2 separate regions of the Homo sapiens genome follow, and region 2 is linked to region 1. A link is a contact called in ENCODE POLR2A ChIA-PET data. All regions are on one chromosome and are shown on one strand. Each heading gives the region's core, a stretch centred on a gene start or an enhancer-like site at or near the end of the contact. The rest is flanking DNA. Distances are from core to core; before and after follow the strand shown. Region 1 overlaps BOC (BOC cell adhesion associated, oncogene regulated). Region 2 overlaps ATP6V1A (ATPase H+ transporting V1 subunit A).

What was found. ChIA-PET counts read pairs that join two places held with the same protein, here RNA polymerase II (POLR2A).
Region 2: POLR2A ChIA-PET joins it to region 1 with 13 read pairs in activated T-cell. The contact joins two enhancer-like sites. POLR2A ChIA-PET finds 5 or more read pairs at or near these places in 5 of 52 experiments (A549, PC-9, WTC11 and 2 more).

The regions. Positions count from the first base shown.
Region 1 is chr3:113,242,153-113,249,300 of GRCh38, forward strand. The region is part of intron 2 of BOC (BOC cell adhesion associated, oncogene regulated); the gene reads left to right. Among named protein-coding and RNA genes, the nearest start is that of BOC, 34 kb to the left of the region's middle. Within about 2 kb of position 3,778, at least 10 of the 41 ENCODE cell types and tissues checked have a DNase peak (open chromatin) inside an H3K27ac peak, as active enhancers do.
Region 2 is chr3:113,751,295-113,758,463 of GRCh38, forward strand. All of the region lies in intron 1 of ATP6V1A (ATPase H+ transporting V1 subunit A), which reads left to right. Among named protein-coding and RNA genes, the nearest start is that of ATP6V1A, 7.8 kb to the left of the region's middle. Within about 2 kb of position 3,422, at least 2 of the 41 ENCODE cell types and tissues checked have a DNase peak (open chromatin) inside an H3K27ac peak, as active enhancers do.

The DNA.
Region 1 (7,148 bases), core at 2,528-5,027:
CTAGGAGTGTAGGAGCTGCGTTTATCCAATTAGCAGGGTTGTCAAATTGAATTTATATGAAACAGGAGTGGGGGAATTGAGCCGGGAGTGTAGAAGAAAGGAAGTGGTTTTCCTTTTCTTTCGGTCTTCCAGTTTAGCAATAAAACCCCCCACACTGTGGGTAGATTTGTAGATTTTTTTTGAAATCTCTTAAAAGAAATGAGGTCATTTTGGGGAAGAGGTATGAGTGACAAAGAAAACTCCCCAGTAACTTTTTCCTCCAGTGCTGGAGCAGGGAGAGGATTAGACGTGTTTTAGCAGAAGCTCTGTGGGCAAATCAAGAGATAAGACCTCTTCTCCTTGACTCAGATGGCAGAGGTGGCTTCTCCTCGGAGAGGTTCCTCCCCGAGGAAAGATGCTGTATCCTGGCTCCTTCCCTTTCTGCTTGCCTTGATGGTGAGTGGAAATAGGCTCTGTTTGTTAGCACTTTGTTATAAATTCTGGGTTCAGTGAGAGGAACCCAGGTTTTGCTAATCTCCCCAAAATGCCACTTTGATTATATATTCCCTTGCTCAAAAACCATCACTAACTCCTCTCCTTCTGTGGTATGAATTTTAAACTCTTTTCTCTGGTCTTCCACAGTAAGACCCAATCTCAGTGTCCTACCTTGTCTCTTTTCGTTCTTTTACGTAAGTCTCCAAAGTGGGGTGCAAGTGCCAAGGGGAAAAAATATAAGCAATTCCGTTGGAGCACTGTAAGATAACAGTAGAGATTCCCTTAATGTTTTTTCTACCTAAAAAAGGAATAGGAAAGAAATTCAGCTTTGCTAATATTTAATATAGGGGTTGGCAGTGGTGCCTTCGGTCTGTACATGAGGTTGTCATGTGTCACAACAGTGTCCCAGGCATCTCCATGGGTAAACGGCTTGACAGTGTGGGGGCCTCACTCGTTCATTCACTCCCCAGTTTTCCTGTTCTCCCTTAAGTGGATTTACAGATTATATTATTTAGTTTAACTAAATTAACTCTCACAAGAGGACAAGTGGCTTAAAGAGATTGCTACAAAGAAACTGGGTTGAAGAGAAGGCTGATAATCCAAGCACATGCAAACAGGAAGAAAACAGCAGAGCTGACCCTTTTCAAGCCACAGGAGGGAGTAAAAACAATGATAATGGAATCACTTCTGATGAGAAGTCAACAAAATAATTAACAGTCAAGCAGACTATTTGAAAGAGATTACACCCATATCATTAGTGATGATACTAATCCTAAATAGGCGTTCTGCCTTAAGGTATTAGCTAATGATATTTTAAGACAATCATGGTTAAGGAGTTATTAAAATATGGTTTCATTTTTACCTACTCTTTTTAACATTTTAGTTCTGCAGTGCATGTGTTTGATTTATAAGTAGAGAAGTATGCACATATTAGGGATGTTTGCCCGGAATATTTCACTCAGGCGGTCGTAGGATTAGGGAAGTTTGGAGACCACTGTTACAGATAAACCCAACTGTTTGGCACACCACCCTCCCCACCCTGCAAACACAAGACTAGCATTCCCACCAAGTCAGTATCACCTTCCTGCTGTGCCCTCATCCCCCTTGCTTGTACATACCTCAAGAGGCCCAGTTTCAAATCCCATTTCCAGAACACCTTCCCTTAAGACCTGAACTGAAAACTTCTGCCTCTGCTCTCATTTGCCACTTCACATTGGTGACTGAACTGATCAGTGAAAGTATTAAAGAATGCTAAAGTTGTTACAGGAGAATAATCACAAAATTTCAGTGGTTTTGTGCAACAAACCTCTTCTCATGTCACATCTTGAGCTAATTGCTTCGATCTTATAGCTGTGCCTTCTGAACCATGTGACATATGGTCACCAGACTGGTGAGGCAAAGATGGAAGCAGCTGTCAATCTCTTAACCGCCATGGCCCAGTAGTGACACGTGAAGTTCACTTACACATGTTCATTGGCCAGCACTAGTCACATGGCCCTAAGCTCACTGCAGAGGAGGCTAGGAAATGAAGAGGAGCTTGTGGATATTTGCTGGGTGCTAGTGAATTTATGTCCCAAATATTGCTTTAAGCTCCTAAGGACTGAATCCATTTTCTAATACTCACAGTACCTTGCATATTGTGTTGTATGTGGTAGAGTATAGCAATATTTTTTTCTTCCCAGTAATATTAATAATTAAAAGCCAAGGCACACATCATTTGTTAACAGAAGACTCATTCACAAAATTTGGATGAGGAATAAGGTAAAATATACTTAGAGGCTGGCTAGAGCATGACTTATACTTAAAAACATCAAACCGTTGTTTTTTTTCTCCCCTATTTGACATCAGAGTGTTCTGGGTAGATGTTCCAGATATTAGTCTAGAACTGTGCTGTCTAATGTGGCAACCACTAGCTCTGTATGGTTATTTAAGTTAAATTTAAAGAAAATTAAAACTTCAGTGTCTTAGTCACATTAGCCACATTTTGAGAACTTCATAGCCCTGAGTGGCTAGTAGCTATCTAGTGCTTTAGACAGCACAAATATAGAATATTTCCATCATTGCAGAAAATTCTACGGAAGGGGCTTATGCAATGAACAGTAGGAGATTTTTATAGATTAGAATGTATGATGAAAGGATAAAAATGATCACACAGAAAGTTACTGTTATAGATAATGATCCAGGTAACATTATTCTTATGTATAAGGAAGTAAATTCAGAAACATTCTAAAATTGGCTTTGAAACCGTTTCTAGCCAGTTGATTAAAGTGGCTCCAGAAACAATTTGCTAGGAGGTAGTGTTAAGATAGTAAAAGGAGCACTGGACTAGGAGTGAGAAGACCTGACTTGTAGCCCAAAGTCTCCCTTCTGAATTAGCTGGGAGACCTTCTACAAATCACTTAGACTCATTCAGCCTTGACACATTATTCATAACACTCAAAACACATTAGGCATTACTCTACGATACTTGTTTATTTTCTCTGAGGTCCCTCCGAATTAAAAAAAATTTTAATTAAAAAAATTTTTTAAATTAGGTCTGTGTGTCAAATACAACTTTTTAAGTAAAAATGACCTTTGTTTTTTGTATATATTTAAAGGTATACAACCTGATGTTTTGATAAGCTTTCTTTCTCTTTTTTTAGAGACAGAGTCTTGCTCTGTTGCCCAGGCTGGAATGCAGTGCAGTGCCTGTCATAGCTCACTACAACCTCAAATTCCTGGGCTGAAGTGATCCTCCTACCTCAGCCTCCTCAGTAAACCTTTCTTTCTTAATTCCTTCTCCTAAGTCTATCTAAACTCACATATTCAGCCCTCTGAAAATTAAATTCACTTATTTCCCCAATATTTGCTTCAATGCCTCTCTTCTGTGCAGGAGTACTACCCTCTTTCTTGAGATAGGGGGCTGCCAACACTTGCACCCCAGACACTTGGCATCACCTTCTAGGAGCAAAGCTTTCCCTGCCTTTAAGACAATTGGGAAAGGTGATTCTTACTCTAGAAAACTGGGAGCATGCAAAATGAAAAGTAACTTGGAGCAGGATTTTTTTCTTTTTCATGTAGCTAGTCCCTCTCTACCAATGGAACAAAAGACTTTGTCAGATCGTATTCTTGCCACTTGAAGAATGTTTTTAAGAAAGTCTCTTTGTGCTATCTGCTACATCACACTCTCTCCTATTCAGCTCACCTTTGTTATTGGTCTTAGGACATCCAAAGGGCATGTTTTGTGTTTTAGATCATAGAAGCTTCCCTTTCTGACAGCTGCCGTGGCATGGGCGTCCAGGGGATGAGCCGACGGCTTTTTGTGGTGTTCTCACTCTTGATCCAGTTAGTCAGCCAGCCCTCTTGGGAGGAAGTGGAGCTGGCCTCCTCCTGATGATGATCGACTCTCAGTTGTTTGTAATTTTCTCAAAAAATAAATACTCTGAGGCTACAGTTTCTCAGGATTGGTCTTAACCCCAGAGTGTGTTTTGTTGTTGTTGTTTTTGGAAAGTTTCAAAAACATCTGTTTGGAAGAGATTATTTCAGTGGAGAACATGTGTGTCAGCAGTTAAATGTTTCAGACCCATTTTCTTTCTTTTTTTGTGTGTGTCCAAATAACCCTTTAAACTGTCAAGTACCTAGGCCTCAATGAGGTGTCAAATGATTTTGATATTTTTTTCTTGATTTCTCTGCTTTGTCTCAGAAAATGACTAAGGAAAATAAGAAGGATCTTAGATATATTTTGCATTGCCAAGAAAAATAATAGGCCTTACTGTTGCCTTCACCCAACTTTGAAATTGTACTTTGTTCATTTCACAATGGGACAACGTTACACTGCAATTAGGTTCTCCAGCTTAAGCGTTACTTGCCTTTTTTCCCGAAACATTAAAATAAAGTTCTCAGGTAACTGAAATCTCTAGAATTATCTTTCTAAACCAAACTCACTAGGTAACTTGGTTCAAAAAGTAACTCACTTTCCCCAGATACTAAATAAAATGCATCATTTTATGTATTTATAATTTTATTTATTTATTTATAATCATCATCCAGTGACCAAGCCCCCCAACCTTCCCCAAACATAGCCATATTTTTTGGTCATAGTTCTGCTTTTACATGAATGAGACCCCACGCATCCTGTTTTGGGGTCCTTAAAATGGTACTTCTTACAACTGTGTTGTGGGGCTTAATGGGTTAACTCCTTTCTCCCTCTCTGGATACCTGCACCTTCTCACTCCCTCTCACTCCCAATTCTTTTCTCCTTGTTGTTTTTGAAAGCAGGATGGTGGCTGGCAGCAGCAACAGGATCTGTTTCCATTTTGAACCTTATAAATTACCGAGGGTGCAGAAGTAACAGGAATTGTTTGGCTGGTCCTCGTTAAGCAGGAGAGGGTCTGGGCTGAATTTCCTCAGTAAAATATTTGTTGCTGTTACAACCCAACACCTCCGTAGCCACCGTGTGTTCAGATAAGAAACAACCCTTCCATTCCTCTTTGTCTGCTTGTCCTCTTTTGCCCTTCATTACTTTATGTTCATTTTCTGTCTCCCTACCTCCCTTCTTCCCTTTCTTCCTCCCTCCCTTCCTTCCCTTCTTGGGGCATGGAAGGAACATTTGCTTTCAATTTCCTTAAGGGCCTGGGGAAATTGGGGCATGACTTGAACAAGCTAGTTCCCTAAAATCCCATAACTGGGAACTCATGCAATGATCTATATAAATACCTTATCTCATTGGGGAAAAGCAAATTAGAGAATTAAAGCAAGTATCTGGAAAATTGAGAGGAAACCAAAAGCTTACTTTTTGGTGTAAACTTTCCCTCTAGAAATCACTGTTAAAATGTCCCACTGTTCTACATCAACTCTGTTTGCTAAACACCCACTGGTTTCAGAGCCCTGATAGGAAAAAAAAAAAAAAAAAGGGAAAAAGGCTACTATTGTGATTAAAAAGCACAGAGTTTGGGAATCAGCCTAAACTGGGTTTCAATCCAGGCCTACTGTTATGTGATCCTGGGCAACTTCACTTCTGGAACTCAATTTTCTCTCCTGTAAAATGGGGATATAGTCGTCACCTTGCAGGGTTGATGAGAAGGTTAAAGGAAATACATTGTGTAAGAGCTTAGCGAGTTCCTGGAGTAGTGGCAGGCACCCCCAGCTTTCCACCACCACAGCCCCTCCCAATTGTACTCACATCCTTTGCAGCTTTCATGAATTTTACTTTGCCAATAATATGACCCTTTGATTTACTGGATTGTTTGAAAAAGAGCAAAAGCTCTCTCTCTACACCAACGGGAAATTATCTTAACTTGCCAGGAAATAACTTTTGAAAAACTTCTTTAAAAATGTTCTTTCAAATCCCTTTTAGAAAACATCCCCTTGTCCTATCCCAGAGTAGTGCTGAAGTCTTGTGAGTCCTCTGATGTCAAAGTCATGAGGCAAAGGGAGAAAATACAAACCATCGGGAAAGAACTCTTGGAAAACATTCTGAGCATCCACAGAATGCTAGGGGCTGGGGTCCTCCATCTGGTTTGGAGGGGTGCTCATTGGGCAGTGTGGATATGGCCCTCCTCACTCCCTCTGCAGCCAGGCAGAAAGCCAAAGGACCACAGGTCTTGGGGAAGGGAAAGGTTTAGGTTAATCCGAAGCACTTCCCAACACAGCAACAGTCCCCTGTGTCAGGCAAGTCGGGTGTCTCCTGTTTCTTACGGCAGTCTCTGCAGGCAGCCTGAACTCTAGGACTGGCCAGCACAACACATCTCTCAGTTGAGAAGCTTAACTACTTCTGAGTTTTAAATGGTGACTGTAAATCTTCGAGAGAGTCTCTGGTTAGGTAGATTGATCTAGAAGAGTTAACATTTTGAATGTATGTCACACTCCTAGAAATATACTATTAATATTGCCACAGGTGAATGATCCACCGTGCAGATCACTGGAATGTTGCCTTCAACGTTATCCGAACTCATTTCAATGCCTCCCTGCCTAATAAGGCTGTTGATACCCCATCCTTATTTGTTAATGTTCTATAAACCCATCAGTGAAAAGCACAGAAGCAAAATCTTTGTTTTGGCTGTGACAGAAGTGTGTGTGTGTGTTAGAATATACACTTGCCCATGTGATTTTGATAAATCTTGTAAGGACCATAGCTTAAGAAAGGCATAAAAAATTGTGCCTTCTGGAACAGGAGATGCTACTGTTCTAGGCAGAGAGGGTGACTGATAGCTGAGGTGTGTTGTCAGATGGCTGGAGGTGCAGTGTGGTCTGAGCCTCAAAGCAATGTTGTTCTGGGTGGAGATACAACTTGGGTAATCAAGAGTGTAGATTTTGTAGAGACGGAAAAGTTCAAAATTTTCTAGCACCGGGAGCAGAGAGAAGTGGGAGCTAGTGAGTGAAGCGAAAACAAGGCTCTGTGCCCTGAGAAAGTGAGGGGTCTTGGCTGGCTTATGACTTTGGGCTGTGTTTGTACCTGTGGGAGTAGATGTTATGGACAAGCTGAGGAGAGCAGGGTGATTGCAGGAATAAAAGGGAGTTTTCAGGGATCTAGGCATAGAGCTGGGGTGAGGAAAATCAGAGCAGGAAATATTTCATGAGTCACTGAGATGCTAGGATTCATTCACTTAGTAGCATTCCCTGCAAGGGCGTTCTGTATGCATCACACACACGGCACTGCTGTCCCACAATAGTCTGCACTAACCACATGGCAGGGC
Region 2 (7,169 bases), core at 2,172-4,671, 510 kb after region 1:
TAAATTCATGATTCACAAGGGTTAGTAGTTTTGCAATGGAAAATATCAGCAAATTAAACAGTAAGTATAGCTATCATGAGTTTATGAATCACTTTATTCCTGAAAAAAAAAATTACTCATTTGTCTTAAGGAAAGATTTTATTAAGTTTATTGACTTTTCCTTAATGTTGATTGTCTATTATAACAAATGGATTTATTGATTTAGGAATGAATTTATTCTTTATACTAAGTAACTTTATTTTAAATAAATGAAATGTGAGCAATAAAAATGTTTTCCATATAATTTCTGAAGAGAATATTAGTTTTGCTATTCTCTTTTTTCCCTATGGTGAAATGATAGCGACTTTGGTTTTTATAAGTGTATTCATTTATATTTAGTATATACATATTATGTATATACTATATATAGAGTAAATATTTGTAGTATATAAAGTACGCAATGTGTGTGTATGTATATATAAAGACAGCTGAAGTGGTTGTGTATCTTCGTAGTAACATATTTATTTTTACCTGAAACTACTGAAGTGATCTTTAGAATAATGATTTATTTACATTTGAAACTCCTCTTTCTGTATATTTCTTTGTAGTTAGCTCTAGTTAATAAATTTACAACTGTGATTAGCTGTTTTTAAAAATTAATGGTATATCATAAGTATTTTCAGATTTAAATTTTAGAAGGAAACACTTTCTTATATCTTAAGGTTTTAAAAATCACTATTATTTTTGGTATTATTATGACTAACAACAAAAATTTCAGTTTTGGATCTTAATGCTATCTGTTGAAACTGTTCTCTTGGTAAGCCTTTAAAAAAATTTTATCTGCAACATGCCACATTTTGTTTCTTTTCTGAAAAATAATTAAGCTTATTTCACTGAAAATAAAATGGGTGGTATATGATATGATATAGAAGAGTTTCAGATGTGCTTGAGCAATGAAAAGCAACCAGACTTTATAAGTTTTTAGTTCTTAGTTTAATTTTTTTAATGTTTAAAGGTACAATAGAGAAGACTAATTGAATTGGAAAATACCTTTAAAATTGAAAAAAGAGCATATGTATAATAATAATAGTATATACATATGGAAAAAGTTGTAAGGAAATGCATCAAAATAAGTAATTATCTCTAGATTGATGCATTAAAGAAAAAATTAAAATTTATTACTATACCTTCTGTATATTTGAATTCATAATGTCAGTAGGCATTGCAAAATATTTCTTAATTTGATATGGAAAATTAAGGCACCTAAATAATTCTTTCATCTTAACTACTTGGATATCTTAAGTGAAAATGTTTTGTCTCATCCAGGTAGCTGAGTAAGTTATTTAATTTTATAGGTGTGTAAATATATTTTTAATTTTAAGTATATAAGTGCAGCAGAATTTTAAAAAGCAGAGTAAATCTCAGTATATAAGATAATTTACCACATTTCAAAGGGATAATTCAATCCAATGGTGAAAAAGGGCACATATATATCATAAATGTTAACTGATACAACTTGCTCATCTAGAAGAAAATATAATTGATCCAATACATTGCAACAGATGCAAAAACTGATTTCAGATGGATTAGAGGCTTAAATGTAAACAATAAAATATTTAAGATATTAATCTCCTAAATTTCCTTTATACAAACAATCCAGATGTAGTTTTTTAAACCAAGATAGGAAACCTAAAAGTCATAAAAGTATGGATAGACACATGAGACTGCATGGAAACGAAGGATTCTTTAGTGGCAAAAATAAAGGACCAAAGACAAAATCAGGCGGAAAAAAAGGCTTGAGATATATGTAACAGATGAGTTAACCATTGAAAGAACTCTTTCCAATTAAGAAAAAGTTCACCCAGTAAAAATATGGATAAAACATGTCACCAGAAGTTCACAGAAGAGAAATCCAAACATTCAACAAACAGTAAAGGATGTGTAACCTTACTAGTAATCAATATACTAACAATGAAATATTATTTCTCTGACAAGCAAAAATTAAGTGGTAAACCTACTGCTAGCAGGGATATGTGGAGAAGGATTATCTCATAAAATGCTAGCGGAGATGTGAAGTGTTAGAGTTTTTCCTAGTAAACAATCAAGCAACATCAGTTAATACTGAGAATACATGTATTTTCCACCCATCAGTCTAACTCCATGTAATCTTTTCCTTAGAAATAAAAGCACCAGTAAGAGTTTACAGGAGTGTTAGCTGCAACAGTGTTTCAATTTTCAATGTTAGTAGTGGCAAAAAACGTGGAAACAAAGGGAATGCCTGTTAATAGGGGTATTGTTATGTAAATTATGGCCGAGGCATTTTATGGAATGTTGTGAAGTGATTAAATGGTAGGAGTTAAATCTACTGGTGATTAGAAAGGATTTCCAAGTACATTCTGAAAGGATTTCTATCATGTGTCTTTTTTTTTTTTTTTTTCCTGAGACAGGATCTTGCTCTGTTACCCAGATTGGAGTGTACTGGTGCTGTCTTGGCTCACTGCAACTTCCTCCTCTTAGGTTTAAGCTATCCTCCCGCCTCAGCCTCCAGAGTAGCTGGGGCTACAGGTGTGCACCACCACACCTGGCTAATTTTTTGTATATTTGGTAGAGACGGGGTTTCACCTTATTGCCCAGGCCATCATGTATCTTAAGAAAAAAAAATACAAAGTACAGAGAAACATTTGTAATGATAACTCATTTTTTATAAAACCAGTTGAAAAACACCATGAGTTTTGTATATTTTTACCTGGTTGTCACCGTTGGAAAGAGGAAATAAGCAGAAAAGGAAAGAGACAGAATATCCATAGTAACATATTTATATAAAACTACATGTTTGTACATGTCTGTGTATATGATGGATTATGGGAAACAATGGGCACTAAGATGATTTACTTTCTTCCTTACACTTTACATTATATGTTTTTATTTTTACAGTGGACATGAAGTGTTTCTGTAATTAGGAAAAACAGGCTGGGCATGGTGGCTCACGCCTGTAATCCCAGCACTTTGGGAGGCTGAGGCAGGTAGATCGCTTGAGCCCGGTGTTGGAGACCATCCTGGGCAACATGGCAAGACCCCCCTCTACCAGTAAAAACTAAAAATTAAAAAAATTATTTGGGCACGATGGCATGCACCTGTAGTCCCAGCTACTCAAGAGGCTGAGGTGGGAGGATCACTTGATCCCGGGGCATTCAAGGTTTCAGTGAACTGCGAATGTGCCACTGCACTCCAGCCTGGGCGTCAGAGCGACACCCTGTCTCAAAAGTAAGAAAAAAAAAAAGAAAAGAAAAATGTACCAAAAAATGATAGGGACTACTAGATAGGATTACAAATTTGGCATGTTATTTTTGGTATGGATAGTCAGTGCTATCGACACGCTTTCTGCCTTAGAGTGTAGAGCACATTGCACAAGTGTGGGATCTGTCACCTGACTTAATCATATGACAGAATCATAAGAAAAGTCCCTATTTGGGTTTTGGCATATAAACTGGATTACAAGATTAACTTGCCTTAAGAAAACTTTAAACAAGAACTTCTTTAAAGAAGCAAAATAAAAAGTACTTATAATTGTTTAATACTTGATTTCTGTCCTTTTAAAAGTATCTCCGTAGAATACATCATTCAAAGCCTAGACAGAAAATAGCAGATGCTTTAGAGTTGGATTTGTTGCATACTTAAAGTAGCTGTATTTTTTTCTCACATTGGTATTACTTCCCCTTTTCATTACCAGTTTTATTAATTGCATATATGTGCTTTAATGTAAGCTGTCCAAAGTTTTTTTTACAAGAGTTGGGATATATGTAAATAAAAATAATTTTAGAGTAGTATTAATATAACAAAGAGATGAAGGAAACCAGACTGTGTGAGTCAAATCCTGGCTCTGCTTCCTAGTGGTGTGACTTTGGAGGAGTTACTTGTGTCTTTTTGCATTGCATTTTTCTCAACTTTAAAATAAGGATAATAAGAGTATTTAACTTCATTGGATGTTGTGAATAATAGAAGCGATTGGAATAATAACTAGCACATAAGGACCGTATATATATTTGCCAGCTGGGTGCAGTGGCTCACACCTGTAATCCCAGCACTTTGGGAGGCCGATGCAGGCGGATTGCTTGAGCCCAGGAATTGAAGGGCAACATGGCAAAACCATGTCTGTACAAAAAAAAAAAAAAAAAAAATTAGCCAGGCGTGGTGGCACACACATCTAGTTCCCGCTATTCGGGAGGCTGAGGTGGGAGGATTGCTTGAGCCTGGGAGGCAGAGGTTGCAGTGAGCTGAGATCGTGCCACTGCAGACCCTGGGTGACAGAGCCAGACCCTGTCTCAGAAAAATATATATGTAATAATAATATGTGCTATTATTTGCTCAGTCAATTAGGTGCAATATATAATAGTTTTACTTGGCTCAGTTGTTTTAACATTCATTTACTCATCCAACAATATTTTTAATTCAGTTGAATGGGTAATACATGTACAAATATGGTAAAATTTATATATTCATACAAGTGTGTTTTCTCTCCCCTCATCCTTATTCTTTTCTTCCCCCATATATTTATCCACAAATGGTAGCACCTCTTCGTATTATTCTGGACCTTACATTTTTCGCTTGAGTATTACGTTGGAGATCTTTTCACATTGATACAGTTAAAACTGCCTCATTCTTTTTAATGATAGTTTAGTATTCAATTGTATTAATATACCCTCATCATCATATGTAACATTTATTGAGAGCTTACTCCTGATCCAAATGCTTTCTTAATACTTTAGTTTTATTAACTCATGGAAGCCTCATAACAACCTATGAGATAGGCACTATTTTTCTATATTTAACAAATGAGGAAAACTAGGCACGGGATGATTAAATGTCCAACAGTCACACAGTTTATAAGTGGTAGGGCTCAGGATTAGAGCCCAGGGAGTCACTTTCCAGAGATTGCTGCCATAATACCGCTAAACATGTAGCCTGTCATAGTATTACAAGGTATTTAACCAGCCTCCATATTAATGGACATTCCAATCTTTTGCTTAAGAAACAGTGCTATAGTTAATATTTTGTTAATAGAACATTTTGTACATCTACAATAAATTCCTAGAAATGGACTAGCCATGTCAAAGGTAAGTACAATTTGAATTTTGGTGGGCACTGCCAAATTGCTCTCCAATTTAGGGATGTTCAGAAGTTCACCTTTGTCCTTAGTAATTTGCCAAAATCTGCCATTTAGCTTGGGTCTTTGGAAGGTGTGCTTTTAACATTTCTAGCATCCCTGAATTGTGTGTGATCTACCATCATGTAATAGCTTAAGTTACTATCATATGGAATTAATGTAACAATGTCAGTATGAGAGGTGTGACCTTTGGACTTACTACTTTCAAATAACAGTAAGTATTTTAGATATAACTTGAAATACTCCTTAATGTGATTTATACATTGAAATTCTATCAATCGAAGTTTGAATAGATATTGTTGAAAAAGTAAAATGCTGTAATTGTTAATAATTGTGAAGTTGCTGATTTTATGTACCAAAGCAATTATGTAAGAGTGTTCAAATAGTTAAATAGTGAATCAGATTGCATTTGAACATTAAGAGTGTGGTAGCTAGCTAAATAGAGGAATAGCTGGGTCCTTTCTTGTGAAAAGTGAGTTTTTGATAATCCGTGAGTCCTAGTCGTAGGTAATGCAAAATGAGGTAGCGAGGAGCTTTATTTAGATGAGTTATAAAATCCACAAATTATTTTGAATATAACACACTTGGTTTCAGTGCCCAATATTTCACTTGTTCAAGAAAGGAAAAAGTATCTCTATGAATCTAAGAAGCAGATTGACTGACACCAAACTCTTCAATGTGATCCAAAATAGACACTTAAAATACAGAATCTTCTCAGGTCCCAACGTAGTATACCTGCAGTGCCTGAATATGGCCCTGTAGTACCTGCTTATTGTACAGTGGGGCGTGTGTGTGTGTTTTAAATATCACCTCATTCTCCCTAAGGTACTCTACTGGGTATAGGGACAGCTTGGAAAGTAGCTGTAAATAGAGATAAACAGGCTGTCAGAAACAGTTATTTATTGTGAGCTAATTCTACCTCAGAGTAGTATAAAGCAACAGAAAATAACTTTCCCTATACCTCCACCCTCCAAATGAGCCATTGAGCCATATCAACTTTGATGTCCAAATTATTAGAGCTTAATCTGAGTCTTGGACAACAAACCCTTCTATGCCTCATGGCACGAAAGTGTGTTCAAGATGGAGTTAATATTTTCCTAAATTCTCATTCAACATATTGTAAGCTGATATGCCATTAGCCCCATTCTGAAAATATAGATGAATAAAGTACTTAAGAGGCATATCTGACTTCTACACTCCTGAGCTATTAAGTGACTGTGGAAATTCCCAGAATTAGTTAAACTTGGCAGGACCAGAGAGTGCCCACACAGCCTTATCCAGAGCCACATATATTTATTCTAAATAGACAGACAAAAAACTGGTTTGGCTAAGTTTTCATCTGTTGCCCCTATGCTGTTTCTAGGGTTAAAATTCTCTTAACAAATTTGCATAGGTCAAATAGTCCTTTAGAAATACTATATTAGTTGGCTGGGCCTGGTGGCTCACGCCTGTAATCCCAGCACTTTGGGAGGCCAAGGTGGGTGGATCACGAGGTCAAGAGATTGAGACCATCCTGGCCAACATGGTGAAACCCCATCTCTACTGAAAATACAAAAATTAGCTGGGCGTGGTGGTGTGCACCTGTAGTCCCAGCTACTCAGGAGGCTGAGGGAGGAGAATCACTTGAACCTAGGAGGCAGAGGTTGCAGTGAGCTGAGATCACACCCACTGCACTCCAGCCTGGCGATAGAGTGAGACTCTGTCTCAAAAAAAGAAAAGAAAAGAAATACTCTATTAGTCAACAAATAAAAGCAAAAGTGAACATGTGTCCTGTGGAAGCATGCCTTTATAGGAGTCATGCTGGCAATAACTTGTGCTTTTTAAAAAATAATTTTATTGATATATAATTGACATATCTGCACATAAAGTATACAGTTGGATAAGTTTTAATATATGTATACACACATGAAGCCAGCACTGTAATCAATATAGTGAACATATCCATCACACCCAAGAGAAGTTTCTTTGTTCCTCTTTTTAATCCTGTCCTTCCATACCTCCCCACCTCCTGTCCTTAACCATCCAC